Regions from separate parts of the Homo sapiens genome. Here region 1 is linked to region 2. Evidence: chromatin loops called from intact Hi-C (ENCODE). Cell type or tissue: gastrocnemius medialis. All regions are shown on one strand. Links, peaks and the distances in the headings refer to the core of each region. The heading gives the core; the rest is flanking DNA. Region 1 overlaps ALG9 (ALG9 alpha-1,2-mannosyltransferase). Region 2 overlaps SIK2 (salt inducible kinase 2).

What was found. A loop is a pair of places that touch in the nucleus more often than their neighbours do. Peaks named below come from ENCODE experiments on the same cell type or tissue, not always from the same donor. Only the 100,000 strongest peaks of a DNase experiment are listed, where the experiment ranks them.
Region 1: a loop joins it to region 2, with 2.5 times the contacts of the local background. A loop is called at or near these places in 1 of 110 quality-filtered maps.

The regions. Positions count from the first base shown.
Region 1 is chr11:111,819,986-111,835,490 of GRCh38, forward strand. All of the region lies in intron 13 of ALG9 (ALG9 alpha-1,2-mannosyltransferase), which reads right to left. Among named protein-coding and RNA genes, the nearest start is that of ALG9, 44 kb to the right of the region's middle. RefSeq lists enhancers at 9,279-9,398, 9,717-9,856. In gastrocnemius medialis, for the core only: no CTCF peak of the experiment used is centred there; a DNase peak (open chromatin) is centred at 8,056; H3K4me3 peaks cover 652 bases; H3K27ac peaks cover 2,306 bases.
Region 2 is chr11:111,722,650-111,740,003 of GRCh38, forward strand. It overlaps SIK2 (salt inducible kinase 2), which reads left to right. Exons shown (of 15, transcript NM_015191.3): 14 at 16-107; 15 at 847-8,206. The coding sequence ends at 1,480. PPP2R1B (protein phosphatase 2 scaffold subunit Abeta) reads right to left here. Exons shown (of 15, transcript NM_002716.5): 15 at 15,228-17,354. Among named protein-coding and RNA genes, the nearest start is that of PPP2R1B, 35 kb to the right of the region's middle. RefSeq lists enhancers at 658-1,193, 9,998-10,814, 12,395-13,031. In gastrocnemius medialis, for the core only: no CTCF peak of the experiment used is centred there; DNase peaks (open chromatin) are centred at 8,432, 8,762 and 9,430; H3K4me3 peaks cover 607 bases; H3K27ac peaks cover 2,500 bases.

The sequences.
Region 1 (15,505 bases), core at 6,637-9,136, 97 kb after region 2:
TCCCTTAGCTTCTAGCCCCTGGAGGACAATCTATTTCCTCCATAATACCATACAATAAAGATCACATCATATCGTAATAAATCTACTAAACAAAATCAAGGTGCTGGTGTCTGGTAAGGGCCTTCTCACTGTGCCATCAAAATATATGACTCTATTCAGATCCATGACTGCATTCCTGCTATTGGGAAAGGGATTACAGAATCCAAAGGAAATAAACAGAAGAATCACACTTAAGAGCAACTGTCTTAGTCCAATCTGTGTTGCTATAACAGAATATCTGAGACAGGATAATTTATAAAGAAAAGAAATTTACTTCCTTACAGTTCTGGAGGCTGATGAGTACAAAATCAAGGTGCCGGCGCCTGGTAAGGGCCTTCTTACTGTGCCATCTCATGGCAGAAGGCAGCACATGGCAGAAGGGCAAAGACAGGGCAAGAGACAGCAAGAAGGGGATGAACTCATTGTTTTACAAGGCACTGACTCTCGAGATAAACCACTCCGGCAATAATGGCATTAATCTATTCATGAGGGCAGATGTCCCATGACCCAAACACCTTCCATTAGGTGCCACCTCCTAACACTGACAAATTGGGGATCAAGTTCCCAATACATGAACTTTGGGGGACACAAACCATAGCATTAACTCAAATTCCCAATTGGTATTTCTTGCCTTTCTCAATTCACAGACAAGATGTTAGAGATAATCAAGTCCAGTTCTGCAACCTTCCAGAACTTTCTGCATGTAAAGAAGTTCTAAGATGTTTTTTGACTCCATTTTAGCCACAACTTTTTTACTATAAAAAATACAAATGTAGGGCCAGGTATTGTGGCTCACACCTGTAATCCTTTGGGAAGCTAAGGTAGGAGGATCACTTAAGGCCAGGGTTCAAGACCAGCCTGGGAACATAGTGAGACCCTGTCTCCAAACACGCGCGCACACACACACACACACACACACACACAAGCCAGGTATGGTGGTGTGCACCTGTAATCCTCATTACTCGGGAGGCTGAGGTGGTAGGATTGCTTGATATCAGGAATTTGAAACTGCAGTGAGCTATGATTGCACAATTGCACTCCAGCCTGGGCAAGAGTGCGAGACCTTGTCTCTAAAAATAAAATTTTTTAAAAAGTAAAAAGAAATCCTATTGCATATGCTCTACATATTTGAAAATGGATTATCAGTATTTTTTTCCTATAAGGTCCTACTTTCATGCTCTGTATTTGTACAAGATCAAGTGGGCTTTTCCCCTTCTGCTCCACGGGAGGCTTCTGTCCTCCTTGAGCTCACCTTAACACACCTGCATTACTGTTTGACAGGTGTACTGCCCCAGTCAAACATCCTACTTGGCACTGTCCCCAGAGCAGCACCAAAAGCCAGAGCCCCTTGGAGATCATCCCCAACCCCTGGGGCCTCCTGCTTATTCTACATTTCTCATGTCTCTCTACCATGCCAGACTAGAGTCAAGCTCGACAGGGTCTTCTTTTCCCAATGACTCCGCCAAGCCCATTCCCTTGGCTGTAGTTTTGCTGAATCATAGGTAGGAACAGTGGGAATCTGTTCTTACAGAAATGGTCCACTCATGTGTGTCACTAATGAGATGACGAGGCATTTGGCTAAGAGTCATAGTGACTTCCGCTGTTTCCCCAGGCTTCTTTTTTTTTTTTGAGATAGAGTCTCGCTCTGTTGCCCAGGCTGGAGTACAGTGGCACGATCTCGGCTCACTGCAAGCTCCACCTCCCGGGTTCACGCCATTCTCCTGCCTCAGCCTCCTGAGTAGCTGGGACTACAGGCGCCTGTCACCACGCCCAGCTAATTTTTGTATTTTCAGTAGAGACGAGGTTTCACCGTGTTAGCCAGGATGGTCTCAATCTCCTGACCTTGTGATCCGCCTGCCTCGGCCTCCGAAAGTGCTGGGATTACAGGTGTGAGCCACCACGCCCGGCTACCCAGGCTTCTCTGAATTTCTTCACTTTGACATTCAGAGCACTGGGCAGAAATCACACTGCATTAATACCCACTTGAGGGACTTCGAGATAGATACAGGTTATATCAACAAGCACCCATAAAACAAACATTAGAAGTGGCTAATGCTCCAAAATGACAGCAATAGAAAAACAGACTATAATAATGCTCTGTGCTGGGCCCAGTGGCTCAAACCTGTAAACCTAGCACTTTGGGAGGCCAAGGTGGGCAGATTGCTTGAGCCCATGAGTTTGAGTCCAGCAATGGGCAGCAGGGTGAAACCCCTGTCTCTACAAAAAATACAAAAATTAGCCAGGCACGGTGGCACGTGCCTGTAGTTCCAGCTACTCGAGAGGCTGAGGCAGGAGGATCGCTTAAGCCTGGGAGGTCAAGGTTGCAGTGAGCTGTGTTCGCACCACTGCACTCTAGTCTGGGTGACAAAGCACAACTCAGTCTCAAAAAAAAAAAAAAAAAAAAAGGCCAGGTGCTGTGGCTCACACCTGTAATTGTAACACTTTGGGAGGCCAAGGTGGGCAGACTGCTTGAGCCTAGGAGTTTAAGACCAACCTGGGCAAAATAGTGAGACCTCGTCTCTACAAAAAATACAAAAATTTAGCTGGGTGTGGTGGTGTGCACCTGTAGTCCCAGCTACTCAGGAGGGCGAGGTGGGAGAATCACCTGAGTCCAGGAAGTTGAGACTGTAGTGAGCCATGATCATGCCACTGCACTCCAGCCTGGGTGACAATGCAACACCGTCTCAAAAAACAAAATAAACAAACAAAAAAAACAGGCCAGACACAGTGGCTCACGCCTGCAATCCCAGCACTTTGGGAGGCTGAGGTGGGCAGATCACCTGAGGTTGGGAGTTCAAGACCAGCCTGACCAACATGGAGAAACCTCGTCTCTACTAAAAATACAACAAATTAGCTGGGCACGGTGGCACATTCCTGTAATCCCAGCTACTCAGGAGGCTGAGGCGGGAGAATCGCTTGAACCCGGGAGGCGGAGATTGCAGTGAGCCGAGATCACACCATTGCCCTCCAGCCTGGGCAACAAAACTGAAACTCTGTCTCAAAAACAAAAATAAAAAAGAAGCTCTGTATTTTCTGCCTCCGACTAAGTGCTCTTTTTATTTAAATCTAGCTAATATTTTCATTTGCATCAGGAAATGGGACCGCTGAATATTCTGCCTCTAGCTCTGTGATTTAGGGAAGTAGCTTAACCTAGGCTCAGAGATTTTACCACCTTTCCAAAAGGTTTGGAGTGCAAACCACTAAGATCCCTCTCAACTCTAGAGAAAGCAATTCCTCAACTCTAGAGAAAGCAACTGTAGAGAAAGCAATTTCCTCACAATTGCAAATATACTCCCCTTTGCTGATTCTACTCTTCTCTAAACTACTGCTGCTCATCATTACATACATTTCCATATTAAAAGCCCTGTGCTGGAGGTAACAAATATACAGGATTTGCTTTTACACTGCCAAGTCTTGAGCAATTAGAAAGTCTATGTCTTGCTTTTAGTACTGAACACAGTTACATTTGTGACTGAACGTGTCACAAATGGCAAAGGCAAAATAAGATCATTCAATTCTCTCAATTTGTTGATGTCAAGGAGCTATTTAAAGCCAATGTTAAATATGGAAAGGTTACAGAAATTTTGTGGGCTTACATGCCTGAAAAATTCTGAATTTTTACAGTGCTTCTTCATCTCTAAGAGCTTTAGCAATATAAAAAGTCTGACTTGGGAAAAGGTCACATGTCTTATCTACAGAGCCTAGATCACCACACAGATCTATCCTGAAGTTAGGTGATGGTAAATAAAGAAAGCTCCAATGGTTGTTTCCCTTCCCACTGTTCACATTCCACATCACCAATCAATTGTGGCACTCTTCCACTGAGCTTGGATTCAATGTCATCATGCTCTTTCATCCCAGGCTCCAGTAAGCCACTACCAATTGATGAGAGGTGTTATGTGAATTGCAACTATTTGTCCCCCTTGTGAAATCAGTACATAAGGGTGAACACCCAGGATGGTGGTACTGCAACTCAGTGAAGCCCAACTGGATGATATCTCTTAGTTCTCAACAACATATCTCAAAATAAACAAACTACTTTATACAAAAATGCAGATTTAGAAATCTGAGAAATCATGGGAGATCGCTTGATTTCTTCTGTTTTACAATAACAAATTCTGGGTTTCTTTCATAAATCGGACTTTTAAAATATCAGTGTATATAAAATATTTTAAGAATGCATCTATGATACAGAATGAAATTCACTAGTATTTATGACTAAAGTCACTATCACTGCCACCATTAAGAAAGTCCTGTTAAGTACTAAATTAGGAAACAAAAGAAAAATCACACAAATTTTAGAGAATTTCTACTTTGGAGTTAAGTCGACATATATACAAATAGTCACCATTTTTGTCAAAATCTCCATTTTTTTCTTTACGGGTTGTATATTGTTATTACAGTTTAAAAGGGGACCAGAGGAAGACAAATACATGGATAGATATCTTCCCTTTAGGAGCTTCCAACTTATGATGGACAATATCAGATGTATAAACTTTGAGTGGCATTCAGCCAATAGAATAAAGCCATTATACCAAAGCGTAAGTAAAAAGTAATGGGAAGTTAATTTTCAATTATCCAGAGTTGGCAAAACATGCTTATAAAATCTTTTCCTACCGTAATTTCTGTGCTTAATCAGTTAGTTTGCATTATTATCAGTTCCTGCTATATACTTTACAATCTAAGAAGAGGGAATGTCTTTTTAAACGCAAACCTTTTCACAGTTATTTTCATCACCCATTCAGAAGAATATAAATTCAATAGATAAAGTTCTACCCAGGTTAATATTTGCATCAACCTATGAAATTTTATTAAGTTGCATGAGGAAGGCATGGCTCCCAGGCTTTGAATTAGTTTCCATAAATGACCCTGAACAGAGAATTCGGAAACATCTGTGTGAAATAGACCTATCATAGCTAAAAGAAAAGTATTCCATCTTCCTGCAACATATCAAACTTGACAGGAAACCAGTGAGGACACAAATCTGCCAAATACCAACCTCTGTCAATTTACATTAGAAACAAACGACAGGAGAAAGCTAGACATGATCCCTGTTCTCCAGGTGCTTGTAACCTGGTACTCTTACTGGACTACAAACAACCTTGAAAAATGGTAGTGCTTGAGTCCTAATTGGTCCAAATTTCTACTATTAACAAGGTTTGGGGAGGCCTCTCTTTAGCTCAAAAAGACTAAATGAAGGGCTATTTGAGTATTTCACTTAAATTTTTAAAAATCACCTGCTGTGTATAATCCCTATGCCAGGCATTGTGAAGGTTTGAAAGATTAATGACAAACATGAACCCTTGTCTTTAAACAAATGTAAAATTTGCCAGAGAACACCGTCACATACATAAATATGTGAGAACAATGAAACAGAGAAGAAATGAGAAATGCTCCTGCTCAATTAACTAAAATCTAGAAACCTCAAGCCATTTAATTTCCCCTAAATATTCAATGTTATTTCATACTTCAGGCCTTTGCAAAAGCTGTTCCTTCTGACTGGAATGTCAATTTCCCCTTCCTCAGCCAGAAAATTCTTAATCAGCCTCTAAGACTCAACTCCTATGCTACCTCTTATGTGAGGCTGAAGTACGAAGAGTTTTCTCACCTTCTCTATGCACATTATGGCACTCAGTACACTGTTTAATAACATTTTAAGTTTGTTTCTTCTACTAGACTCTGAGGGCAAGATTTATGTCCTTTTCTAAATTCACCTTTAGGTTTATCAAAATAATATATACAGCCGGGCGCGGTGGCTCACACCTGTAATCCCAGCACTTTGGGAGGCCAAGGTGGGCGGATCACCAGGAAACACCTGACCTGAGGTCAGGAGTTTGAGACCAGCCTAACCAACATGGAGAAACGCCATCTCTACTAAAAATACACAACTAGCCAGGCATGGCGGCGCATGCCTTCATGAAATCCCAGCTACTCAGGAAGCTGAGACAGGAGAATCACTTGAACCCAGGAGGCAGAGGTTGCGGTGAGCCGAGATCGCACCACTGCACTCCAGCCTGGGCAACAAGAGCAAAACTCCGTCTCAATAATAATAATAATAATAATAATAATAATAATATGCGGCCAGGTGCAGTGGCACATGCCTGTAATCCCAACACTTTGGGAGGTCAAGGTGGGAGGATCACTTCAGTCTAGGAGTTTGAGACCAGCCTGGGCAACATTGCCAGACCCTGTCTCTACAAAAAAATAAAAAATTAGCTGGGTATGGTGGTGCAGGTCCATAGTCCCAGCTACTTGAGAGGCTGAGGTGGGAGGATTGTTTGAGTCAGGGAGGTCGAGGCTGCAGTGAGCTGTGACTGTACCACTGCACTCAGCCTGGATGACAAAATAAACAATATATCCAGAGTTTAAAAAAAAAAAACAAAAAAAAACTTAGTACAAGAAGCTTATTATGAAAAACAGCAGTACCCTCCTGATTCCCCAGTCCAACTTCCCAGAGACAACCACTCAACTCTTCCAGCTTTTTCTCCTGGTAGGTTTTTTTATTTTTTTCAGACAGAGTCTCACTCTGTCTCCCAGAATGGAGTGCAGTGGCACTATCTTGGGTTCAAACAATCCTCACCTCTCCTGGTAGCTTTTGATTTTTCAATTATCAAATAGTAACATACACTAACTTCTTTTGGTACTTGATATATCTTGGTATGGATCTTTCCTCATTCATCATTTCAGGGACGCTCTGCAGGCTCTTGCAATCTGAAAACTGATATCCTTCAGTTCTGGGGATAGTCTCACATGATTCCTTTGGCAATCTCCTCTCCTCCGTCTCATCTGTTTTCTCTTTCTGGATCTCCTATTAGCTAAATTCTGGATTCTGATTTTATTGTTCTTTTTCTATTTTCTATCTCTTTGTTTTTGATTTGTTTTGTATTATTATAGTCTGGAAGATTTCTTCAAACTTATCCTCTAATCATTCTACTGACTTTAAAAATCTCCTTTATTTTTAATTTCTAGCAGCTCTTATTTCCTGATTGTTCTCTTTTAAAAGCACAAATAATATGAAGAGCATATGTTTTTGTTTTATGAACCCCAAATTTTTAATCTATCAGGAAATATTTCTGCTTCCTACATTGTTTCTGTTTCTTTCAATTCCTTCTTTTCCCCATAATTCTGCCTTTTTTTCTTATAAGGGACTTTTCTTAAATGACAGGAGATTGGTGGGCACAGTGGCTCACACCTGTAATCCCAGCACTCTGGAAGGCTGAGGTGGGCGGAGCAACTGAGGTCGGGAGTTTGAGACCAGCATGACCAACATGGAGAAATCCTGTCTCTACTAAAAATACAAAATTAGCCAGGCGGGGTGGCGCATGCCTGTAATCCCAGCTCCTTGGAAGGCTGAGGCAGGAGAATCACTTGAACCCGGTAGTGGGAGGTTGCAGTGGGTCGAGATGGGCAATAAGAGTGAAAGTCTCAAAAGAAGGAGATTATGCTTTCTGTCACCTATTTTCAGCACATAGAGACAATAAAAAGTTGGATGAATGGCTGAATCAACCAACGAATGAAAAGAGTAAGAAACACTTAACAGTGATTAAGAACAAAAAAGATGCCCAGGCACAGTGGCTCACGCCTATAATCCCAGCACTTTGGGAGGCCAAGGCAGGTGGATCACATGAGGTCAGGAGTTCGAGACCAGGCTGGCCAACATGGTGAAACCCTGTCTCTACTAAAAATACAAAAAATTAGCCAGGCATGGTGGCACACACCTGTAATCCCAGCTACTCGGTAGCTGAGGCACAAAAATCCCTTGAACCAGGGAGGTGGAGGTTGCAGTGAGCTGAGATTATGCCACTGCACTCTGGCCTGGGTGACAGAGAGAGACTCTGTCTCCAAAAAAAAAAAAAAAAGGTGCCTAAAGATAAGAGATGAGTCCGGACGTGGTGGCTCACGTTTGTAATCCCAGCACTTTGGGAGGCCAAGGCTGGCAGATTGCCTGACGTCAGGCGTTTGAGACCAGTCTGGCTAACATGGTGAAACCCTGTCTCTACTAAAAATACAAAAAAATTGGCCAGGCATGGTGGTGTGCACCTGTAACCCCAGCTAGCCACTCAGGAGGCTGAGGAAGGGGAATTGCTTGAACCAGACAGATGGAGGTTGCAGTGAGCCAAGATTGCGCCACTGCACTCCAGCCTGGGTGACAGAGCAAGACTCCATCAAAAAAAAAGGAGATGAACATGGTTGTGCTGATAATATTTATACATCATTGTCTTCTTGAGCCAGTGATTCAAAACTGTTGGAATTACACCGCCAATGGATAGTCTTGAGCATGATTACGGGACAGACAAGGCTTTCTGTCCAAACCCCAACAACCAGAAAATTAACTTTATTTAAATTTGTATTTAATTCCTTAACTCACTTCTGCCTGGAAGAGTTTAATAACGTACTTGCCTTGTGCACTGCGGCATCCTCTTTAGTCCTAGGTTTCTAACAAAAAGCGTTCCTTGGAGCTTGTAAATTGGTAAACCACATCTATTTTTTTGAAGTAATCAAGATATAATTTGTGGAAAGAGTAGCAAAGATAGTATTAAATATGACTAAAATGACTTAAGAAGAGGCCTGAAGGCAAAGAGGGAAAAATTACTTGATAGAACACTTATCTTCCAATTTTGAGTTGAAAGTCCTTATGTTCAAGGAAGAGAAACTCGAGGTCAACTGAAAACACACTGAATGTTGCTCAAGTCCACCACAGATCTTCTTGGTAGGGGTATCAAAGATTTCACAGTGACAGCCCCCATTACAGTTATTTTTTTTCCATGATGAAATTAAAACATTATTTATTACAAAAAACATCTTACAAAATCACTTACAGTCCTCCGACCCAAAGAAAATCACCATCAGCCTATTAGTGTATATCCCAGAACTTCTCTGCAGATATTGATTTTTCTTTACAAGATCTGGATCATGTTATATATATTGTTTTACTGTGACTATTTTTAGCTTGAGAGTCCTCAGTTTATATCCCTGAAAACACCAACTGTCTACTGCCCCATAGGTCTAAAAGCTAAAGTAACATGACTTGAATTACAACCAGAGAGAATAAATTTATTCTCTCAATTTTATAAATATCTCACACTGCAAAATCTGAGATCATAACCACATCATCTACAATTCAAAAATCAAAAGACTGGATTTAAATCTGCCTTAAAGTATAACCAAAGAGCCCATTTTTTTTGTTTCTTCAGATTTAATCATTCTTTCTTGCATCAAAAATAACAAAATTGTAGGGTGACATTAACACATGATCATGAAACAAAAATGTGTTTCATTTCATTAGTCACAGGCTACATATCAACCAGCTGTCGAAGCTAAAAATATGCCTTAATTTAAAATTTTGTAAAACACAAGCATTTAAGACTCATTTTGAAAGAAATGTGACTTCTTTCTGTTTCAACCCACTAGAAGCTTTAGAGAAGAACAAATAAGCACCTCTAAACCAAAAGAGAAAAAGGTAATAGCGGGGGAATTCAAGCCAATTTATCCATCATCAATATCACATTGTTTACATCTTATAAACAAGCATATGTTAAGGATAACAATTTAATACCACTCCAGATGTAAACAAAACTACACATTCTCAAAGGAAATAGAAGGCCTGAAACAGAGGTTGAGATCCCAATAATAAAAGATGTGTATTTTGTCGGGGGAAGAGTGAGCTAAGGAGAGCTGGGTAGTAATAAATATTGTCACAGCTTTTCCTCATCAGCTGTAACAGAAACTTTGTCAGGGTTGCAGTCTTCAGTGACATCATCTCAACTCTCAAACACCAGCATCACACTCTTGGAGCGGGACACAGCACAGAGTAAGCCTCTAACAGTACTCATCTCTTCCAGGACAGAAGCAGCATGTAGACTTCCATCTCTGGTCATGAGGGCCCCGGCTCAGGACACATGTCTCAAGATAAACTGTGCTGCCATAAAATATTTGACAGGAAAATAGGTAATGGGATAAGCTAAAATATAAACACTCCAGTTGGATTTCAGGTGTAGTTTCAGCAAATTGGAAAGGGAAGCAAAGAAATGTCAATGGTCTTAGAAATTCCCAGTCATTTAAAAGGAAAATACATTTCACTTGATTCCAGAAAAGAATCAGACTCTCCTAACTTCCAGTCAATGCTCTTGCCACTATCAAATAGCCAATCATCAATATCCTCCCATGATATTTCCTTTATTGAAATAAGAACATGGAGGCCTGGGAGGAAACATCTGAAAGGGAAAAATTTCAAGTATTTTTCTGTCTTTTCATTTCCTCTTTTAGATATGCTCCAGTTAAATTTTAAAAAGTAGTTGTCCTCCAGAGCCACAGACTGTCTTAGTTTTTTGTCTCTCATATAGCCTTGCTAAATACATATTTGTTGATTGAATCTTTAAACTCACAAGAAAAAATTCATTGCACTGTAAAAATCTAAACTCACAGGTAAAAATTTTTGTTCATTCAATCATTATAGATCATGGAAACATCAATTAATTTCTAAATGCCAACATAATGAATACTAAAAAAATTAACTTTAGAGAAGTATTTTGAACATTCTCCAATTAAATTCTTAGTAGACTCTAATCTAATTGCACTGTATATATTACAGCAATTTGAATCTGCTTGCCTTGATACCCGAGACTGATAACAATTAGTGAGGAAACAAATAGGGCAAGTTATTTTTTCCTCCAATAAGGACTTCCAAAAAGGGCAGGAGAAGGGATAAAATGAGAGAGAAAGGAAGAAAAAGAGAAGAAAGGAAAGCATGTCGGGGGAAATCCTGATCATTTTTATTTATTGTTAAACATAATATTTACTACTTAAAGTAAGTACCTGTCATATATAAACTAGAAATGGAAAGTAATTTTTTAAAAAAGTAATGAGTTGGGCACAGTGGCTCACACCTGTAATCCCGCCACTTTGGGAGGTCAAGGCAGAAGGATCACTTGAAGCCTGGAGTTCGAGACCAGCCTGGGCAAGACAGTGAGGCCCTCTCTCCACAAAAAATTTAAAAATTAGCTAGGGGTAGTGGCTAATTTAAATTTTTTTTTTTAAACAGAGTCTCGCTCCGTCACCGAGGCTGGAGTGCAGTGGCGCCATCTCGGCTGACTGCAACCTCCGCCTCCTGGGTTCAAGTGATTCTCCTGCCTCAGCCTCCTAAGTAGCTGGTATTACAGGTGCACATCATCATGCCTGGCTAATTTTTGTATTTTTAGTAGAGACGGGGTTTCACCATGTTGGCCAAGCTGATCTTGAACTCCTGACCTCAGGTGATCCTCCCACCTCGGCCTCCCAAAGTGCTGAGATTGCAGGTGTGAGCCACCATGCCAGCCTAATTCTCCATAGAGACAGGGTCTTTACAGCACCTGTAGTCTCAGCTACTCAGGAGGCTGAGGTGGGAAGATCGATTGAGCCCAGGAGTTCGAGGCTATAGTGAGCTATGATGATGACACTGCACTCCAGCCTGGGTGACAGAGTGAGACCCTGCCTCTGAAAAACAAAACAAAACAAACAAACAGAAAGCAATGCTCAGCTACTTAATGTCTATTTGGCCTTGTAACATCAAAGAATGATTAGCTATCACACAAAAACAAGAAAGAGGTGGTATGAAAATAATATTGAAGAATCCTGAAACCAAGCCTTTTATCCTAGGGCTAATCTTTATCAAGTTATAATCTCTCTAGATCTCAGTTCTTTCATCCATAAAATAAAAAGATCACAGACTACATTTTAAGTTCCCTTCTAAATCTATGATTCTTTTTACTGGTTAAACTGGAAAAGCAGGGATAAAGAAGAATGAAATAAAGAATATTTTGAACTGATATACAGTCAATTCTGTTCTAATACTAGTTTCAAAAATGCAAATTTTTTCCAACAAAGGGATATATTAGGGAACACTTTGAGCGTAATTTAATTTTTGCATTTGATTATGTCATTTAATTCACAGGAAACACTAGGTGAATGCAGAAAAGTACACTCAGTGGAACCAATCAGCATAGGAATACACATAGTGTATACATACACAAATATATCTACTGGCCTTCTCAGTTCACTGTGTTATAAGCCACATCCACCCATTCACCTTTGCTATTATAACTTTTGTAAGATTTCAGATAATCCTTTTACTACTACAAGCTGCAATCCTTCCAATACCAGGCCACAAGCAAACTTCAAGTCTTCTGCAAAGTAAACAGCCACATTTATTGTAGTATTTATGCACTTTTAACCATTTAACATATGTAAAATCATGCTACCATTTTTAATCTTTTTTTAATTTTTATTTTTTCAGAGAGAGGGTCCTGCTATGTTGTCCAGGCTGGAGTGTAGTGGCATGACTGTAGCTCACTGTAGCCTCAAACTCCTGGGCTCAAGCAGTCCTCTCACCTCAGCCTTTGAGTAGTTAGGACTACAGGCATGAGCCACCATACCTGGCTAATTTATTTTTTTTTTATTGTAGAGACTGAATCTCGCTATGTTGTCTCAAACTCCTAGCCTCAAGCTATCCTCCTGCCTCAGCCTCCCAAAGTGCTAGAATTATAGGCATGAGCCATCATGCATGGCTAATTTTTAATCTCTTTTTTAACTGACAAAGTTTTTTAAGTATTGTGTCCCTAACTCCGTTTTCCCAATAAGCTTTGTGGTTTTTACCACATATTAATTTTTCATAACTTTATATCTTATTGTAGCAGAACTGACTATATTACTGCTTAGGAAAAAAATCAATGACCAATCTATGTTTTCAAAGATAACAGATGGAGGACAGGCATGGTGGCTCATGTCTATAATCCCAGAGCTTTGAGAGGGCAAGATGGGAGGATTGCTTGAGACCACCCTGGGCAACACAGCAAGACTCTGTTTCTAGAAAAAATAAAACTATTAACTGTGCATGGTGATGCATGCCTGTAGTCCTAGCTACTCAGGAGCTTGAAGTGGAAGGATCACTTGAACCCAGGAATTTGAGGTTACAGTGAGCTATGATGGCACCACTGCACTCCAGCCTGGGTGACAGAGCAAGATCCAGTCTCTTAAAAAAGAAAGAAAACAGGAAAACTTCCAGCAAGTCTGCTTAAGCATTAAATTAAAGTCAGAAAAAAGTCTTTTTCTGTAAGCTCTCTCCTGAAGAGCTGTTTTTTCCTCCAAGGTTTCATCCATTGACTAGGTAGCTCCTAAATCATATACTAGATTTGGAGCTGGAAGTGTATCATTCACCTTGAAATAGTGAACAAAAATGTGAATTTTTCAAGAACTAAAGAGGTGACACTGAATGTATCTTCCAAATTTAGATCTTGATTCTGGCAGAAAATCTTGGCAATCTTGGCATGTACCCCTGTAAATGCTTCCTGTTCAATAATGAGATATTCAATAGCTACTCAATACCTACCATGAAAAAATATGCAGCAAAAACATTATTTTTGCAATATAGTTATAATGGTACAGTACAAACCACAGAACCTTTACACTTATTCACTCCTAATTCTTGATTAGCCCAGAGGTAAAGAAAATAGTGAAATAAAAAAAGTCATACAACTTTCCTCGTTTCCATGCACAATAGAAACGGGACAGGCTGGAGCACTTAGCATTGAAGCCAAAGGCTGGCTAAAACCTGCCACCCAGAGCTAAAGGTCCATGCCTAATTTTCATGATTCTGCCACCACAGATAAGCAAAAAAATCCTCGCATTCAAAGGGCTGGACACAGCTGCTACCCAGCAGACATAAATCACTTGTTTTTCCCTGCTTTTATCAGCCAGCATTTTGGTGACTCCTACTGGCATCCTGAAAAATCATCACCTTTCGGGTAAAGCTCATATAGAGTCATTTAATCAAATTTAACACTGTCTGACAGCAGAGAATATGGAAATATGATCTAACTAAGACAACCAGTGATAAAAGCCTAAGAAATGTGCAAAAGGCCACTGTAGATTTTCTAGCCAGCTTTCTCTCAACATCATTACCACAATGACGATGAATATTCATTATCCACTGAGAAAGCATGTAAAAGTGAACTACTGGGTACATGACACCGTCCTAGACACTATGGTGAACACAAAAGAAACAAAGTGCAGTCATTCTCTTCATGGCATTCACATATTTGATGTGGAAAGATATGATATCAGAAATATTTAACTAAGACCAAGAAAATTAAATGGCTAAATGAACTGCACAGATAAATACTGAAGACACTTAAAGGAAGGTCTGCTCAATATGGACTTAAATAGTTCACTTCAAAGAGGAAGATAATTTTGATAGTGTGAGAAGAGACACAAGGGTAGTTCAGGCATAGTCACCAATATAAGCGAAGTCACTGGGGTGGAAAACGCAATGATGAGTCTGGAGACACTGGAATAAAATTACAAGGATGGGAAACAATAAAAAGAAGGAAGGGGAGAGATTGGGTTTCTTTACCTGGAATCTGTCTAATATACCATTATCAGATTAAGAACACTTGTGCAAGCATAAGAACATTGCATTTTTGCTACAGAGAGATATAATATCAAATATCATAATTCCAAAGTAGGTGCCATTTTACAGACAGAAACTGAAATTAAACAGAGAAGCTAACTAATTTGCCCAAGGTTATCAAGTTTAGCAACAGAGCTGAGGTTTGAATGCAGGCCTACTCAACTCCAAAGTCCACGCTCTTTTTTTTACTACTCCATTTTTACTACCTCTTCCTAAAGCAAAGCTCCGATAACATCACTCTGAATTCATACTGTCCCCCTATGACAGTGTATTTTCCCACCCTTTGACTGTCCAGCTTCTCTAGAATGATGCCCTGCACTCAGGAGACTCATATCTGCAGATAAAATTAAAATGACCTGTAACAGTCTACCCTGCCCAAGGGTATTTCCATTGTAACAGGAATCAGAGCCTTAAATTAAAAGAATAAAGCTCTAATACAATCCATGTGGCAGAAACGCCTGTCTTACAAGGGAACAGCTCAAGGCTGTGTCTTTAAGTGTCCATTTTCATAGCTTATAGTTACAGCTCATACAATAAGAATCTCACTCATAAACCCTGAGGGTCTCCATGGAACTCTAACCAGCCCCAATCTGGGAGACAAAAGACCAGATGTGGCTGCAGGTTTGCTTCAGAAGAGAATTGGAAGTCTTGCTATTTTACATTTTAAGCATATGACATAAGAAAATGTAAATTAAATATAGCTGACATTTAAACTGTTACATATTTCTTTAACGGACAGGTTATCAGGTTATCAAAAAATGTGCTTTCTAATAATTCTAGACAACGATCTTACACTGTCTTTGTGACCCAAAAGGAGCATTATCTTTATTACTTCTTACCTTTTTCATTATCAAAGATTTCACAGGTATCAAATGTCAAAAGTGTCATCTTTCAAAGGAACTGAAGTAAAATTCGCATGGGATCTCAGAATGTGTAAAGACAAGTAGGGAGAAGATCATGGCCCTGACAGAGGCTGCTCCCTGGCATTCAGTATGGAAACAGTCTTTACTGTTCATTTGTTAA
Region 2 (17,354 bases), core at 7,211-9,710:
TTTCTGCTCTTCCAGAAGCCCAGCCTTCTGTCAAAGGCCCAGAACACCTGTCAGCTTTATTGCAAAGAACCACCGCGGAGCCTTGAGCAGCAGCTGCAGGAACATAGGTGAGAAGGGGACTTTGGCCAAAGAAGTTGCTTCCTTTTCTGGAAGCCTTGAGAACACTGAATGTGTTGTCCTTTTCCTCTCACATTCGCCACTACTAGGAAAATAGGTTTTCTGCGTGTGTCACAGGCCCTCTGAGCACGATTACTAAGAGGATATCTCAGTATCCATGGAGGATGGTCCTGTCAGGCACTGGCAGCCCCACAGTGTACTTTGTTTTCCTTTTCTTCTAGCGTTTCCTCTTTGGGGTATGACTAGCTCCAAGCTTTCACAGTCAGTGGCCCAAAGTATGGAGGTGGGGTAGGCGGCACAGGAGCCTTCCGTCCTCCCTTACTATCATGTGTGCCCACAGCCTCGCTAGTAGAAGCAGCTTGGCCAAGGTAGACCTACCCTAATCAATCCATCAACTGCAGACACCTGCAGAGGCCAAGGTGTGATTATCTCCCCTTCTAGCCTCTCCAGAAGGGAAATCATCCTCTCATTGTATAAAGGAAAAAACTCGGAGTCAGAGAAAATGCATTCCTGCTCACGTTAGTACTGAAGGATCATCAGAACTGGGGGGCAAAACATGAGATTAGGTTTAAGAGACCCAACACAATTGGTTCCCATTCCCACTTGTTTTTGCTGACATGAGAGAGACTTAAGTAGAAGACTGAAGCTAGTGACTGGTATTGCATTTACATTAAAATTGCCATCACTTGAGAAGATTTAAAATTCTTTCCTTTGATATTACCAATTTAGGCTCCAGCAGAAGCGACTCTTTCTTCAGAAGCAGTCTCAACTGCAGGCCTATTTTAATCAGATGCAGATAGCAGAGAGCTCCTACCCACAGCCAAGTCAGCAGCTGCCCCTTCCCCGCCAGGAGACTCCACCGCCTTCTCAGCAGGCCCCACCGTTCAGCCTGACCCAGCCCCTGAGCCCCGTCCTGGAGCCTTCCTCCGAGCAGATGCAATACAGCCCTTTCCTCAGCCAGTACCAAGAGATGCAGCTTCAGCCCCTGCCCTCCACTTCCGGTCCCCGGGCTGCTCCTCCTCTGCCCACGCAGCTACAGCAGCAGCAGCCGCCACCGCCACCACCCCCTCCACCACCACGACAGCCAGGAGCTGCCCCAGCCCCCTTACAGTTCTCCTATCAGACTTGTGAGCTGCCAAGCGCTGCTTCCCCTGCGCCAGACTATCCCACTCCCTGTCAGTATCCTGTGGATGGAGCCCAGCAGAGCGACCTAACGGGGCCAGACTGTCCCAGAAGCCCAGGACTGCAAGAGGCCCCCTCCAGCTACGACCCACTAGCCCTCTCTGAGCTACCTGGACTCTTTGATTGTGAAATGCTAGACGCTGTGGATCCACAACACAACGGGTATGTCCTGGTGAATTAGTCTCAGCACAGGAATTGAGGTGGGTCAGGTGAAGGAAGAGTGTATGTTCCTATTTTTATTCCAGCCTTTTAAATTTAAAGCTTATTTTCTTGCCCTCTCCCTAACGGGGAGAAATCGAGCCACCCAACTGGAATCAGAGGGTCTGGCTGGGGTGGATGTTGCTTCCTCCTGGTTCTGCCCCACCACAAAGTTTTCTGTGGCAAGTGCTGGAACATAGTTGTAGGCTGAGGCTCCTGCCCTTCGGTCGAGTGGAGCAAGCTCTCGAGGGCAGCACTGACAAATGTGTTCCTAAGAAGACATTCAGACCCAGGTGTTATGCAGGATTACATCCGTTTATTATCAAGGGCAACCTTGGTGAAAGCAGAAAGGGTGTGTGCTATTGCATATATATGGGGGAAAAGGCAATATATTTTTCACTGAAGCTGAGCAACCACATATTGCTACAAGGCAAATCAAGAAGACATCAGGAAATCAGATGCACAGGAAATAAAGGAAAGCTGTGCTTTGTCATTGAATCCTAAGTTCTTAGCTGCTGATGCAAGTTGTCCCCCAAGGCCATCACAAAGCAGTGGGGCATGAGCTGTGTTTCAGGGGCCACTAAATAACAGCTGGTACTGACCCCAGAAACCGCCTTCATCTCCATTCGGAAGCAGGTGACACACCCCTTCAGAAGGTGCCCTGGGTTGCCGAGTGTCAGAATATACTCAGGACTCCAGAGGTGTCACACGTGGAACTGACAGGAGACCCGCCACCGTGGAGGCAGGGGGCAAGAAACTCAAGAACGCATCAAGAGCACCAGCCCTGGGCCAGGGAAGACAGGCTCTTCCTGCAGTTTCTCGTGGACACTGCTGGCTTGCGGGCAGTCGGTCTCCAGGGTACCTGTTGTCTCTTTTCCGATGTAATAACTACTTTGACCTTACACTATATGTTGCTAGTAGTTTATTGAGCTTTGTATATTTGGACAGTTTCATATAGGGCTTAGAGATTTTAAGGACATGATAAATGAACTTTTCTGTCCCATGTGAAGTGGTAGTGCGGTGCCTTTCCCCCAGATCATGCTTTAATTCTTTCTTTTCTGTAGAAACCAACAGTTTCCATTTATGTCAATGCTAAATCCAAAGTCACTTCAGAGTTTGTTTTCCACCATGTGGGAATCAGCATTCTTAATTTCGTTAAAGTTTTGACTTGTAATGAAATGTTCAAGTATTACAGCAATATTCAAAGAAAGAACCACAGATGTGTTAACCATTTAAGCAGATCATCTGCCAAACATTATATTACTAATAAAACTTAACCAACACTTACAATTCAGTCATCAAAGTAAGTAAAAATTAGATGCTACAGCTAGCTAACTGTATCCCTAGAAATGATGAATAATTTGCCATTTGGACAGTTAACATCCAGGTGTTACAAAGTCAGTGTTAATTCTAAAGATGATCATTTCTGCCCTTTAGAATGGCTTGTCCCATCAGCAGATGAATGTGTTAAGCACAAAGCATCTTCCTTAAAGCACAAAGAGAGGGACTAACTGATGCTGCATCTAGAAAACACCTTTAAGTTGCCTTTCCTCTTTGTAGTTAGCGTTCAGGCAGGTGACGTGTGGAAAGTCTAGGGGGTTCCATTCTGGCCATGCGAGCCCAGCTCCTACCAACGTCGGTAACTTGAGCAGTCCCTGTTGCTGGCCAGAGACTGCCTGGTCGCCAGCGCTCACCATGGGTGCCAGGATGCTTCGCAGAGGCACTGTGCTCACGGTTGGACTTGGTGTCAGTGGGAAAGGGCAGTGTGGGGACTGTCATTTTTGTGATTTAATAACACACAGTGAAAATCCAGGAAGAATGAATTAAGCTTCTTCTGGGAGTTGTTTATTCCTGCTCGTGCTTAAGATTGATGATTTCGTGAAATAAAGAACATCATTTCATTTAAGAGATCATTTCATTAAGATCTCTAATCTGTTTTGAGTCTTTACAAAATAGCCAGTTATAAAATGGGGCTTGATTTGTTTAGACTGAAGGAAGACGTTTTCCCAAAATATACTACAGAAGTGCTACAATATTTGCGATATTAAAATGCCTGCAGATTGAAAATGGGGGCCACTCATTTCAGAACTGCAGGAATGGTGTAGTTACAGATCGACATAAACTCCTGCCCCCCAACAATGCCATGAGCTGCTTAGCCCAGGAGACCTGGGAGCTATGGCAGGACGGTTAGGCCAGCCGATGAGGGACTGCAGAGAGGCTACTGGAAGGTTAAGGACCCAGAGAGAAATCGAGAGGTGCCCTACAGCAGCCAGGCCTATCAGGATCCGTCACACACGGCAGCGGCGTGGACACCGGCCTGATGCAGAGCGTGACCCCTCCTGCTGGGACCTGTGTTGTAAGCTCCTATTTGCTTATCTTGTTTATTTCAAGCAGAAATCAATAAATTCCATAACCCTCTGTATTGACTGCAATGTAAGCTGCTGAGGAGACTGGTTCTGTTGGTCAGTCAGGTGTTTGCTCAGCCCTGTCTGATCACCTGTGCTGCTCTGTCCCTAACTAGTGACCCATGGAAGCTTCCAAGCAGTTTTCTCTTCATCACTACTAACAAACAAAACACTAAGAAGGCTTAGTATCGCTCTTTTTCTGCGGGGCTACTCTGAAGTACTGACTTGCTTTCCAGTCTGATTCACGTTAGCAGTGTGTACACTACTGTATCATCATCAGCTTCATCACCCTGTAAACCAGGCTCCTCTGAAGAGACTTTGGTGAGATGAACGTGAGGTAAAAATTTCGTTCGGCAAAAAGTGCAATATGTGTGGTACTTTATTTTTTATGTTCTTTTTTTAAATCTGGGGTATTAGTCTGTGCTTTGGGAGAAATGCACTAGCTCTGCAATTCCCAGCTGGGCAAGTGTGTCTCTAGTATCTCCACGCAACTGATACACTGGTCCCTGTAAGGCAAACAGCATGTTAGCCCGACAGGAAGAGGGGGCCCACTTTCACATTCCCGGTGACACTGACCGTCCCCAGCTGCCCCCTCGCCACCTCTGCCTGCACTGCCTTCTGTCACCGTGGGAAAAGGAGGCTGATGGTTCTCTACACCATCCACCTTGAGAATCCCTGCGTGGGAGAGCATCAGGGCCCACCAGGGGAGTGGGGATGGGGCTCAGGGGCTGTTCATGCCCATCTGAGCAAACCCCTTCTCTCTTCCATCCACTTTTGCCTCCTAGGAAAGAAAAAGTCAGTGGCCCTTTCTTCCTCAGATATCAAGAACTCCCAAGTGTTTAAACCGTATGCTGGAGTCAGTGGTTGGGACAGACAGGAGCCCAAGACTGAAGCCAGCCCTTGCCTCTTGTGTCCCTTCCCAACTCTGGTGCTGGAGTAATGGGGTGCTCTGCATTTTGATGGGGAGCAAGGGGGGACCCCCCCTGTAGGAGTATCGGCCTCTCCCCTGCCCCCTACCCTCTCTCGTGGACCAAAGTCTCCAGCAGAAGAGACTCATCATAAGACTGACGACTCCCCCACCTCCACCCACACACCGAGTGTCATCAGTCCTAAAGGCAGGGAAACGCTCACAGAATTCTGCCCACGGGTTAGATGTGGGGAGAAGGATATTCTCAGCTCCAGAGTGATTAGGTGATCAGCCAGAAACTAAGGCAAGGTGACAAGCAGCAGCCTGGAGTCACAGTTGGTCCCAGGCGTGTGGGCACTAAGCAGCCTCTGGAGACATGCGGGCAGTTGAGGATGCAAGGACACAGTGAGTGAGTGGCGCTCCTTTTTGGGGTCCTCCAGCCTCTAGTCAAGCCCCAGGTTCGTAAATATGTTTGTATTACATTTTAAAACCTGTATCAACAGTCACATTTAAGCTCCCTATTGGTTTAAAGAAAATTCATACTCCAGGTAACTTTTTCCCATTCGACCTCCTATAGAGACAATATGCAGTGTGTCATTTCACAGTCTCAGTCCCTGTGAACAGTGGCTGACACCGGTGCCAGGGCTGACCTGCTACACTCAAACTCCTAAACTGGGCTGCCTCTAACTGCCTCCTGGGAAGCCACCCGAGCCACTCGGTCTCTTTGTGCCTAAACATGAAAGGTGAAAATTGGAGAACAGGGAAGCTCGTAAGTTGGAGTCATTGTACAGGCAGGGATCTTTGATCATTTTGTTGCTTCTGGAATTTATTTAATTTTTTTTTTTTTTGAGACAGAGTCTCGCTCTGTCACCCAGGCTGGAATGCAGTGGCGTGATTTCAGCTCACTGCAACCTCCACCTCCTGGGTTCAAGCCATTCTCCTGCCTCAGCCTCCCAAGTAGCTGGGACTACAGGTGTGTGCTACCGCATCCAGCTAGTTTGTATATTTTTAGTAGAGATGGGGTTTCACCATGTTGTCCAGGCTGATCTTGAACTCCTGACCTCAGGTGACCCACCCACCTTGGCCTCCCAAAGTACTGGGATTACAGGTGTGAGCCACCACACCCGACCTGGAATTTTTTTATAGAACTTATCTTCAGAGCAATGTATGAAAGACAAGAGCAGTATCAGCCGGGCGCGGTGGCTCACGCCTGTAATCCCAACACTTTGGGAGGCCAAGGCAGGCGGATCACGAGGTCAGGAGATTGAGACCATCCTAACACAGTGAAACGCCGTCTCTACTAAAAATACAAAAAATTAGCCGGGCGTGGTGGTGGGCGCCTGTAGTTCCAGCTACTCGGGAGGCTGAGGCAGGAGAATGGCGTGAACCCGGGAGGTGGAGCTTGCAGTGAGCCAAGATCGTGCCACTGCACTCCAGCCTGGGCGACAGAGCAAGACTCCACCTCAAAAAAAAAAAAAAAGACAAGAGCAGTATCATCTGCCTCTGTTTCTAAACTGGACAAAGAGATTTTCTTAAAGTTTCTATCATCTCCCTTCTGACAGGTTCTACAGTGTGGTCTGAAGCACCTGTAATGTCAGAGCCCTTGTCTGGCCCTTGGTGGCAGGTGAACGAAAGCAGTGGAGCCTCTCACCTTCCAGTAGCCTCTCACATTCTTATTTTACCATTTTTGTCCTAATTAAGGTAGCCTAGCTGATTCTAGAAGACAGCCATCCTACGTGCACCCCCACCTTGTGTCCACATCTTCTCCAGGCAGGTTTCAACCTATCAGCAGACTCAGGCACACACTGGGGCACAGATAGAGAACCAGGCGGCAGCAGTGCTCGCAGACCCACCCAGGGAGAGCTGTGATGGGTTCTGCCCAGATACTCTGCTCGCCCACCCACAAGGGAGCAATAGCTTATATTTGTACATTAGTTTTACCAAGCACTTTCTCTTCTAACCCTCACAACAATTCTATGAAATTAGCTGGGGAGATACTGTCCTTATTTTTCACAGCTGAAGAAACCAAAGCTTTGGGAAGTTTGTGACTTCTCTGAGATCACAGCTGGTGATAGAAGGAGCTGGGACACGCGCTTGGGTTGACTGGCTTCTGGTTTTGGTTCTCTGGCTTCTAGTGCTGGAAGAAGCCCTCTCTTTCCCTTCTCTTTCCTCAGTAGCATCTGACTCTTTTCATAAGCAAACAGCTGTATAAACAAAGCCCCCATTTTGGTCAAGCACAGGGTGAATGTGATATTGTTCCCACAACCTTATTCTCCACTCAACAGCCGCCTGGCTTTGGGGAAGAGGCCGCCTTCAGGTGACAGTGCAGCTGTCCAGGTGGCCGTGCACTGAACCAGGCTGAGGGAGACAAAAACCCCGCAGACCCGCCTGCCTTTCAGCGTCCAGTTAACTGCAGAAGTTTAGGCTCACCTCAAAGATGTCTAGTTTTTCCAAGTTACAATACAGCAGTTTCCTACAGAACACCCCCTTCCTCAATTGCCAAGGGGCCGCATCGCACGGCATCAGGCCACCACTGCAGGCCAGCAGATTCCACCCCAGGAACGGTCATGAACTCAGCCTTTGTCTCAACGAGGGGCGTAACATTTCCTTACAGTCAAGCCCCATCAACTAGAAGTGCTTATTACTTTTAGGATTAAAAAAGTAATAACAGACTTTGACTTAATACTCTGTCTTTTCAGAGGCAAAGTGGGTGGGTAGAGGGGAGCTTTAAAAATAGAAGTACAAAACAACATCCTGGAAACATATGACCCCAGATGGAATAATGTCACATTCCCCAGTGCAGATAATGGGCTGCTGCTGGCTCTGTGGTGTCTGTCTGCAGAAGATTTGCTCAGTCAAGGAAATTCAAGTGGTGAGACCTTTCCACCATGGGTGGTAAGAGAAACCTGCCTTCACCAAAATCTCTGAAGGGGAAAGAAGTGGAGAGAAAGGTTTGCTTCACTTCGGGGACTGCAGTTTGAGAAATAAAAGGGATACAGAGATATCTGCACTTTGTAGAAAGGGCAAGATTATTTGCTTATATCTGAAGGGAGGTGGGTGGTTTTGCTGGATGTTTGGTCTGAAAGAGTTACTTTTGATAAAGTTAATCTAACTGTAGTTATATTTTCTGTGTGCTTTTTTTTAATTACTAAGAAAAAAATTGGTGAGTTCAGTAGCTTTGGTATTATGAGTGCAAATCATAATAGCTCCAATGTGAAAAAAAAAATCAAAAGTATAACTTGTCACTTAATGTTAGAAAATTGCCTAAAATGCAGTGTAATAAATAATCTCTGTACCAAATAGTAATTTAAATGGGGTAATTTTCTGCAAGGAAAATGTACTGTTTTTATGTTTCCAACCCTCTTGAATTAAAATAAAAACAACTTCTTTTCTAAGAGCCCGGGTGATGTGAATGTCAGGTTAATGCGATAGGGTTTTTGCCTCATCGGGCCTTGGGTGGAATTTTTAGAGTATGGAAGGTGGCTGTGTTCTCTGAGTTCTGGTGCTCATTTCAGGCTGCAGAAAAGGACAGTGGATAATATGTTCTCATTGACGTCAGCAGGGTAAATAATACCTTGCTCTGAATCGCCCGAGTACACGTTAGCCGCTGCAGATCGCTGACGGAAGCACTGCTAACCGCAGCCTGCACAAGGACAGGGCCCTGCTGGGCACTGCTTAATTACTGCTCCTTGATTCTCAGAGTCCCAGGGCAAAGCGCATCAGCCCAGGTAGCCTGGGCAAGGGCCTCATGCCGCGGTAGGAGGAGGGGAGGCAGATGCAGGGGTCCCCGAGGACAGGCAGCTACAGGGCAGGGGCTGGAAATGGGAGGGGAGGTGCTGCGAGCTGCCAGGCAAAAGACACTGCTACTTAGTCACGATGTCACATCTTCTCTGGGGTCTGCCAAAGGCCTCGACACTGCACGTGCGCTCACACAGTGCATTCCCTCACATGGGCGGGGCACCCTTTTGAGGCCCAGCTCCACGCCCTCAGGGTGCTGGAGGCACCATGTGCCAAGCTGCTCTCCTGCATCCTGGACCTGTTTCAGTGCCAGGCCCTGAGTGAAAGGCCACTGTTATATCCAGCTTGCTGGCAGCAGGATCTCGACTGAAATTTGGTTTCACTCAAACCATTCCAATTAAGCCCATGCTATAGAACATTGACAGTTCCCTCCCTGCGGGGTGAGCCGCTGGTCTCTGGGTAGCGGTGGGAAGGTGCAGTCGGCAGGGCCCACACTGGCAGAGGCTGGAAGGAGCGGAGCCCTCTCCACCAACGTCCACTGCTGCCTGACTCTGCTGACAATAGCTCAGTTCTGCCTTAAACTGGTGGTTACCCCTTGGCTACCCAAAATTTCAGTATTGCTGAGTTTCATTTCTTTTTTAAGGAAAGCACTAAATTTCAGTAACAATGTTTTCCCTTTCCCACCAGATTTCTCCATCATTCTTATTCTGTGTTGCCAAAAACAACTCCAATGCCCCAGGACGCAGGCAAAATAACAGACCAGTGGCCAGCTAGGCCCCAACCCCGCACTCCCCAGGACACTCTTCAGTTCTGCAGCCTTTGTGAGTCGAAGGCTCCAGCAGGGTGGGGAAGGAGAGCAGCAGGGAGGCCTGCACCCCAAACCCAGGGCCTCTGCCCAGTGGATGGAACCAGACAGCAGTGCCTGCACTTCCCAAGTTCTCCATCAAGACGCAGGACAGGTGGGAACAGGGCCCAAGGTTCTGTTCCTGGCGAGCAGCTGCTTTCTGCCCCACTAGATCTTAAATCGAGGACTCAGAGATCCCCTTGACATGCAAGCTATGGACTATTCCCAAAGAGCATGTACACAGACCCAGAACTTCGGACACAGAATTTCAGGACAGGAGTTGGTTCCTGGGCCCCCGAGGCCCCCCTCCCCACCAGGGACCAAAGTTAGGAACCCCTGACTCAGCCTCTGCTCTCTCAAAAGTTCTTGGCCAGGTGCTGTGGCTGACACCTGTAATCCCAACACCTTGGGAGGCAGAGGCAGGTGGATCATCTGAGGTCAGGAGTTCAAGACCAGCCTGGCCAACATGGTGAAACCCCATCTCCACTAAAAATACAAAAATTAGCCAGGTGTGGTGGCGGGCGCCTGTAATCCTAGCTACTCTGGAGACTGAGGCAGGAGAATCACTTGAACCTGGTAGGCAGAGGTTGCAGTGAGCTGAGATCGCACCACTGCACTCCAGCCTGAGCGACACAGCAAGACTTCATCTCAAAAAACAAATAAACAAACAAACAAAGCTCAGAGGGACCCTCCCTGCTGATGGGTTCTCATCCCTCCCTGGGTGGATCCAGGTGACAGGGAGCCTCCTGCTTGCCAGCAGCCCGTGGGCACCATGGGAGGAAGTTCTGGGCTTTGTGCACTAAATCCTGGGTGCTATGTGGCTACAAAGGAAATGTCACCTGCACAGAACATGGCTGCTCTGCCCTTCTCATTTCAGCCCCACCAGTGACTTCAAAAGCTGAGCAGCCCTTGAGCGATGGATTATCGCACAGGAATCATCCTGGACAACGTCCCTTAGGAGGCAGATGTGGGTCCTGACTGAGGCGAAGGGGCTGGGCCCTCCCTCAGACACAGGGGCCACTGGCACACCTGCCTCCCCCCAGGTATGAAGCTGTGCCCACAAATCACTCAGGCCAAACCCAAGGTCAGGCAGGGCAGAGAGCTTGCCAGGCGCCTCGGCCACTGTTCTTTCCAGCAAGCCTTCCTGCTGCTGCCTCCCTTTGTCCGTGTTTCTGGGGGGATTTCCTAGGGCAGACTGACTCAGAGCTGCTCTGAAATTGGCAAAGAGAGATTCCAAGCCCAGGGAAAGCATGAGCTGGGCTGAGCCCCCGAGCCAGCACAGTGTCTGGGAGGGTGGAGACAGGAGGGAGCCACAGCATGGGAAGCGGACTTCCCCTGGAGCCGAGCCCCCAAAAGCTGGATAAGCAGAAAAGCTCAGAAAATGTGGGCCCAGAGGAAAATGAGGCATTAGGGATTGAGCTTCTCAAAGGGAGAACTGAGTCACTCTCTCCTCAGGTCGGCTGGGACAGTTCTGGCTCCAGCTCCTCACTCCCCAAAAGTGAAATGCCCCGAGTGGGGCTGACTGACAAATCAGACCCTGAGGAGACTGTTCATTGTCACCCCAGGGCCACCCACATAGTTGGGGGTGGGACACAATGGAATGGAGGAAAAGCCCACCAAGCCCTTTCCTCCAAGCACGCCACACATAGCTCCCGGAGCGCACAGCCTTGCCTGTCTCTTCTGTCTGGGATCCGCCAGAACTGCCTTCCAGTCGCTACAGAGCCCAAATGCTTAGCAGTGCCCCTGTGCCAGCAAAGTGAGGGCTGAAGGGCAGGCAGGCAGTGGAAGGGAACCAGGGATGAGAGGGCCAGGCAAGGAGGGCTAGGCACAGAGCAAGCCTGGGAGAGCAAGGCCCGGCTCCCACCCAGCCCGGGAGCCACCACCTGGCCACCCTCCAGGCAGGGACATTCTGGGAGGCAGCAAAGAACCTCTGACAGAGGCCTCGGCCCCTGGCGCCCTCTCAGCCCTGCCACTAACCCAGGCAAATCATTGTAAAGGCTGGTGTCTCCAGTGGTAACTTGGAGCACAGGCTGGCTGGTTTCACCCCAGGGTTTACTGCGAGGGGCAAATGCAGCCTGGCCTGGCACTCCTGGAAGACCCCCACTCCCCTGGAGGGCTGTCACAGAGTCCCACTCTGCCTATCTTACTTTAACTCTTGCCTGCCCCAACACTAGGTACAGAAAATGGCTGCTTCTTGCCTGTGAGCTCTGTCTTCACTGACTTAAGGGTGGTTGTGCTGTTCTGAGCATCTGCTTCAGGCTAAGAACTGGGAACTCTGCCCCAGGATTTCTGAATTTTCGGAAATGAGTTCTAGGCATCAGACATGGGTACCACAAACATAAGAACATCCCTGAGAATCTATGTCACAGGTAGGAGGACTTTTTTATCTCCAACTGTTAGGTCAAGCTCCAGTGTGGAAAAGACTTGGAAGGCCTGGGGGAGTCTTTTTGTGCGGACAGCTCGGCCCCTAGGCCCCACAGTGGAGAGGGCACTGACAGGAGGTCAGCCTAAGGACCTGCTCCCGTGTGCCCTGTCACCAGCCTACGTCTGACTTCCCCATGGACTTCAAGGTCCAATTGCCTTAGCTGGAAGCCACTGGGGATGGGACTGAACATCCCTGGGCTTTGGTCTTTGTCATCAGTCCTCAGTTTGACTGGACTCACATCTCCTGTAGTCTTTCTGGGTTCAAGAGAACAAAATCCGCTGGCCAAGAGGTTGGCCCTTAAGGAGCTCCTCCCCTTCACACACTCCCAGCAGAGCTCCTCAGAGCTGCCCTTGAGACCCCCCAGGGCAGCGCGAAGGCCCTGCCAGCCTAACTCTGTGGGAGGAACAGGACATGCAGCTAGATGCTAGAGGCTGGCTCTAGGACAAGTGAGGTTCCTGAGCTGCAGAATGGCTCCAGCCTCAGGCCCAGAACAGCCTGGTTCACCAGCAGGTGCTGATTAAATCCAGAGAAGAGACCCGCATCGAAAGGCACAAGTCAGAGACCCTCAGGGCCCAAGGGACTCTCTGAGTTTGGGGAAAATAAGGCAGGCAGGAAAAAACCAGAAACAAGAGTAGAAGGGGCATGGAAGGCAGAAGATGGTCTTAGCTGGGACGTGGCGCAGGGGCTGGTCTCGGGTCAGTGTGTGTACAGGACAGACTGTGTGCAGAGAAAAGGAAGAGGAGGAGGGTGGGCGCAGTCAGGCAGTGTCTGTAGCCATTATTTATGGATGCTTCACTTGATTTTAGTCTCCAAACCTGGGCTCGGCATGGAGACTGAATGTCCCTCACAGCTGCTCCTTCCTGCAATAACAAGACTGACATCACTGTTGTCAGGGAAATGGTGTTTTGATTAAAATCATGTGACAGCTACTTGGTGATTCAATAAACAAATCCCCTGTTAACCCCTGCCTGACAAGGCCCGTCAGCAGCTTCAGCGGGGGCACCCTGTGTCCCGTCCAGGAGTGAGCCGCTGCCGGACCCGCGGCAGCAAGGTGTGGGAGGTGACCCTCGCTGCTCCCTGGCAGATCCTGCCTGGGTGGACACATGTGACATCCAACACAGAGGCACCTCCACAGACTTCAAGGGTGCCAAGGAGGCGCTCTTCACCAAGGGAGACTGGCTCTCGCCCTTTCCCTTTTCTCTTCAAGTGGCGGGCCCAGCCCCAGGGATGTCCAATGGCTCCCTGAGGGCCCTGAGGCTGGCTGAGAACTGACAGTTCCCAGGGCTCTCAACAGCAGCGCGCTCACGCTCACCCCATTCGGACAGATTGGCAAGTCCACTACGCACCCTAGACAGTGAGGGGTTAAGAACAATTTCTGGTTGCAATTGGATGACTTCCTGGATCACTCACTTGGCTGCTGGCCCCTGACACACAGGGCTCTGCCTGGCAACAGCCAATTCCCTTTCCATCTCACCCTCGGGTCATTTTCCTTAAGTGAAACAAATGCATGGAAGGCTCCCTGAGTCATGGGGCGGGGGATTTTTCTGAGTTAAATGAACTGAAGCCTCAGAGGCCTAGCACCACTGGGCCTCCTTTCCTGGAAAAAAGATTCCCAAATAGACATGCCAGGGGTTGGAGGAGATTCATGAGGGACCAAAAAACAATGATAGCACCTACCACCTAGGGTGGGTGAGGATGACATGAGATTTGAAGTGCCTGACAAGGTGCTGCAGTGACCAAGGCTCGAGTAACGGCAACTTATTCTCAGTAACTCCTCGGCTAGCAGAGGCAGCCCGGGCCCTGTCAGAGCTGAGCAGGTCAGCCATGGGAGGGCCGCCTCAATGATCCACACTCAGATCGGGTCATACCACGCATTCATGGCATGAGCAGCTGGCTCTGAATTTGTAGGAAGACGTAACCCCTTTCTTCCCAAAGAAGTCTGTGGTTTAGGCCTAAAAAATGTGTAACTGTCACTCCCACTCCTTCAGCCAAGCTCTCCTCCCTGAGGCCCAGTTCTGTGAAGACGACATGGACTCCAAGGGCTGGCCACCCCTGGAATCCAACTGGACAGTGGTCACCCAGCCCTTCCTCTCACTGTGCGGCCACTGCAGGAACGGCTGGAGCTGCCCACGGACAAGTGTGCAGCCCCTCAGGAAGGCAAGAATGTTCTAAGATGAGTGACTGCGATTCTGGACCTCAACAAAAGGCAAAAAACGTTTTCATGGTTTCGGTTCACATAAAATGAAAAGCCATGTGACTTAAAAGGCAGCCTTTTTGATGTTACTTCATTGAATTTTCACTAAGCGAACCTACTAGAATGGGTGTGAGAATGTCAGATTTTTCCCCATGAACTAAACGCAGTCTGGCATCCGCACGAGGCAGCCAAGCCCTGCTGCTCTCCTTTTCTGAATGTATCTGTAAGCCACAAATCGCCCTCCTAATGAATGGCCCTGGGGCAGTGGCTGGCACCCACTGACTGCTGAACTGGGGCTTTTCACACCATTTCCACACAGAGTGGCATCCAATGGGGCTTGTAGAACATCTGAGCTGTTACAGAGAAACTTGCAACTATTTTTATCTTGAATGGAAATAACTGAGAGGAATTATGGCAAGTCACTTCTATATTATGTGAGGAAAGTGGGAACAGCCCCTTTTTACAAGCAATTCTTCACCAAACCCCACTGGTGTCCTCTGTATGGGCCTCGCTGTTGGACTGGGAGGTGATAGGAGATGGGCCTCAAGCTACAAGAGTGACAGCTCTGGCCGGCGACCCACCTCTCAGAAAGCATTCCCAGAATGAAGTAAGCCAGCAACAGGCTTTAACCATCTACTCCCGGCCCTTAAAATTGGACTCTTCCCCTGGGGACAAAGTGAGAGGTGCTGCTTCTCCGCCTACCCTGTGGCAGCTCCCTGCACACCATGCCACCCTGGCTGCCCGCAGCCCTGAGGGCAGGACTTGACCCCAGGCTTCCGGGCACTTACCTTCCCCATGTCCTCTCCAGGCACTGTGGGTCTTGGGAAGTGGTTCTTGTCAGCCCGAGGGACACTGGGTTCTCCACTGTCCTTCACAGGAAATTCTAGCTTCCTCAGCCTTTGTGCCACCACTAGAGACACAGACAGTGGCGCTGTAACTGTCCCTGACCAGGGCACATCCCTCCCAAGCCCACCTGTGCTTCCCAGCCAGGATGCCCTCAGTTGTGCCAGCAGAGTTGGGTGTCCAGCAGCAGCCTACAAGTATATGGGGCACTGGGCAGAGAAAGCTGGGGCAGCCCAGGGTCGTGCTGAGGTGCCTTTCCCTCGGGGCCCTGGAAAGCGCCACCCCATCGGGCCTTTTGGTGTCCACCTGGCTGTTCCCCACATCCTGGTCACTGATGGTCTCCAGAGCCCCAACCACAGGAAAGACCTGGCTCCTTTCAGAACTCATATCAGTTTAAGAGAACAACTCTGGAGACAGAAATGGCTTGGCTTTCCGACGCAATGAGTAATTAAACTCTATTCGTCCTCCGGAAGATTTCCATCCCAACTGAACGTTATGTAATTTCCTGGAAACAGCAGGCTCGTGGAGGCAAACGGGGGACAGTGAGACTATTCTAGGTACAGAGGACTGGAGGGAGACATGCGAGGGAAGAGGAAAGAGGAGAGTAAGGAACTGGATGGAAACAGGAATACTGGAGAATCAAAGGGAAACAGTTACATCACATCAGACTGCAGTCACCTCAGCTGCTAAACCAGGAGAACACTGGGCAACAGGGCCTCTCCCTCTACAGTTTCATATCCAAGCAGTGGAGAAAAATAAGAAGCTTTACGATAAGAGTGTCACCATTTTTAAAAGTCAGAGGAATTTAAGTAAAAGGCAAGAGGACAGAACAAGCACCTGACCTGTTTGGCCACCCTGCCCTGCCATCGCCACAGGGACAGAGCCAATGTGACGTCTAAGGGCAAGCCCCAGCCTTTCAGTTTAGTGACAACACAACAGTTAACAAAGGAACAAAAGTGCACCAGGTTAACCGCCGGGTCAGGAAGGACAGGCTTGCTTCCCTGGAAGTCTACGCAAGCAACCTGAATGCCTGGACAAGCCAGCTCAAAGGTCAGGCTGCCGTCTCTGTTGAGTCAGGACAAGTTGTCTGGCAAAGACCCCTGGGGCTCTGCATCACAGTGGCTGAGCTGTGGTATTTCTGTGAGCTGAGGGCAGCCCGTTATTTCAACAAGACCTCGTTAGAAACCACATATTCACCTGCCTTCCTTCTTATGAAACAAGATGCATCCTCAGGTTCACATCTTCTTGGTAGCACAGAGAGAGAAACAAGACCTGGTCTCTTAAACCTGTGAGGGGTAAACCCCACACAAATTACAGAGAGAAACACCAAGGTGAATTCCACTGTTGCTGAGACATTTTTATTGGCATAGGTTATATGTTTGTGTGTGTGTGTGTGTGTGTGTGTGTGTGTGTGTGTGTGTGTCTGCTTCATTTTTCTAATCAAACAAACAACTGATGTAAGCTGCCAAGGATGAAAAACAACATTACATGTCTGAAGCAATCAGACAAATCCACACAGAACTGTAGTCTAAGCCAGGGGACCAGAAAAGGGCCACATAAAGCTTGTTTCCTGAAAGCAGGAAAATCTTTCTGTCAGTGGGAGAATAAGACACAGTCTGGTTCTTTTGATTATTTGTTCCATGCACACATTGGAGGATATTTTAGAAATTCATCCATTGAACACATTTTTATTGAGCACCTATTATGTGCACCAGACACTGTTCCAGGCACTGGCGATACAGTAGAAGATAAAACAGACAAAAATACCAGCCTTACAGAGCTCCTAAAGCCTATATTCCAGTGAAATCAAGATAGGAGAACTTTTCCCTTAAGTTTAAGGTAGTTAAAAAAAAAAATAGGAGAACTAATTCATGGAGAACATGGCCAAGTTATGAGCCAAAGCACAATTCCTCTGAAGAGTACCAAAACAAATTCTCTCTCTATTGCTTAAGTCAGAAGGAAACAATGAAACCCCTGAGGGGTCACCACAAAAGACAGAGGCCCCGCTGAACCCCCGACCCATGCTTGAGAAAGCCAGGGCCCACTCTCCCTCTCTCAAACAGTTTTAGGGTAGAGAAGTCAATGCTTAGGGCTCCTCACTGGGAGACACAAGGGCATTTTAAAAGTCTGTCCCCAAAACAATGGCATTTCCAACCAGAGTAAAGCAATGGTTCCAGTGCAAATCTGCTTCATGAAGACAAATGTCTCTCAAATATGAAATTCAATGAAGAAGAACATAACTTGCAGGTAACAAAAAATAAAGACTCATGAAACTAAAATTAAAATGTTTACAGAATAATAGCATAAGATATTAAAATGAGAATATAGAAAAAGATTTGTGCTTAGGAAAATACTTAATTCTTGGCCCAAAGTCATAAAATAGAAACTTACTATAAGGTAATTTGGCAGTTTAAAATGCAGACAGATAACCTCTGATTTACAATTTCTATTTTTCGAATGTAGGACAAATTTTAAAGTATTTAGTAAAACTTGGTTTTATG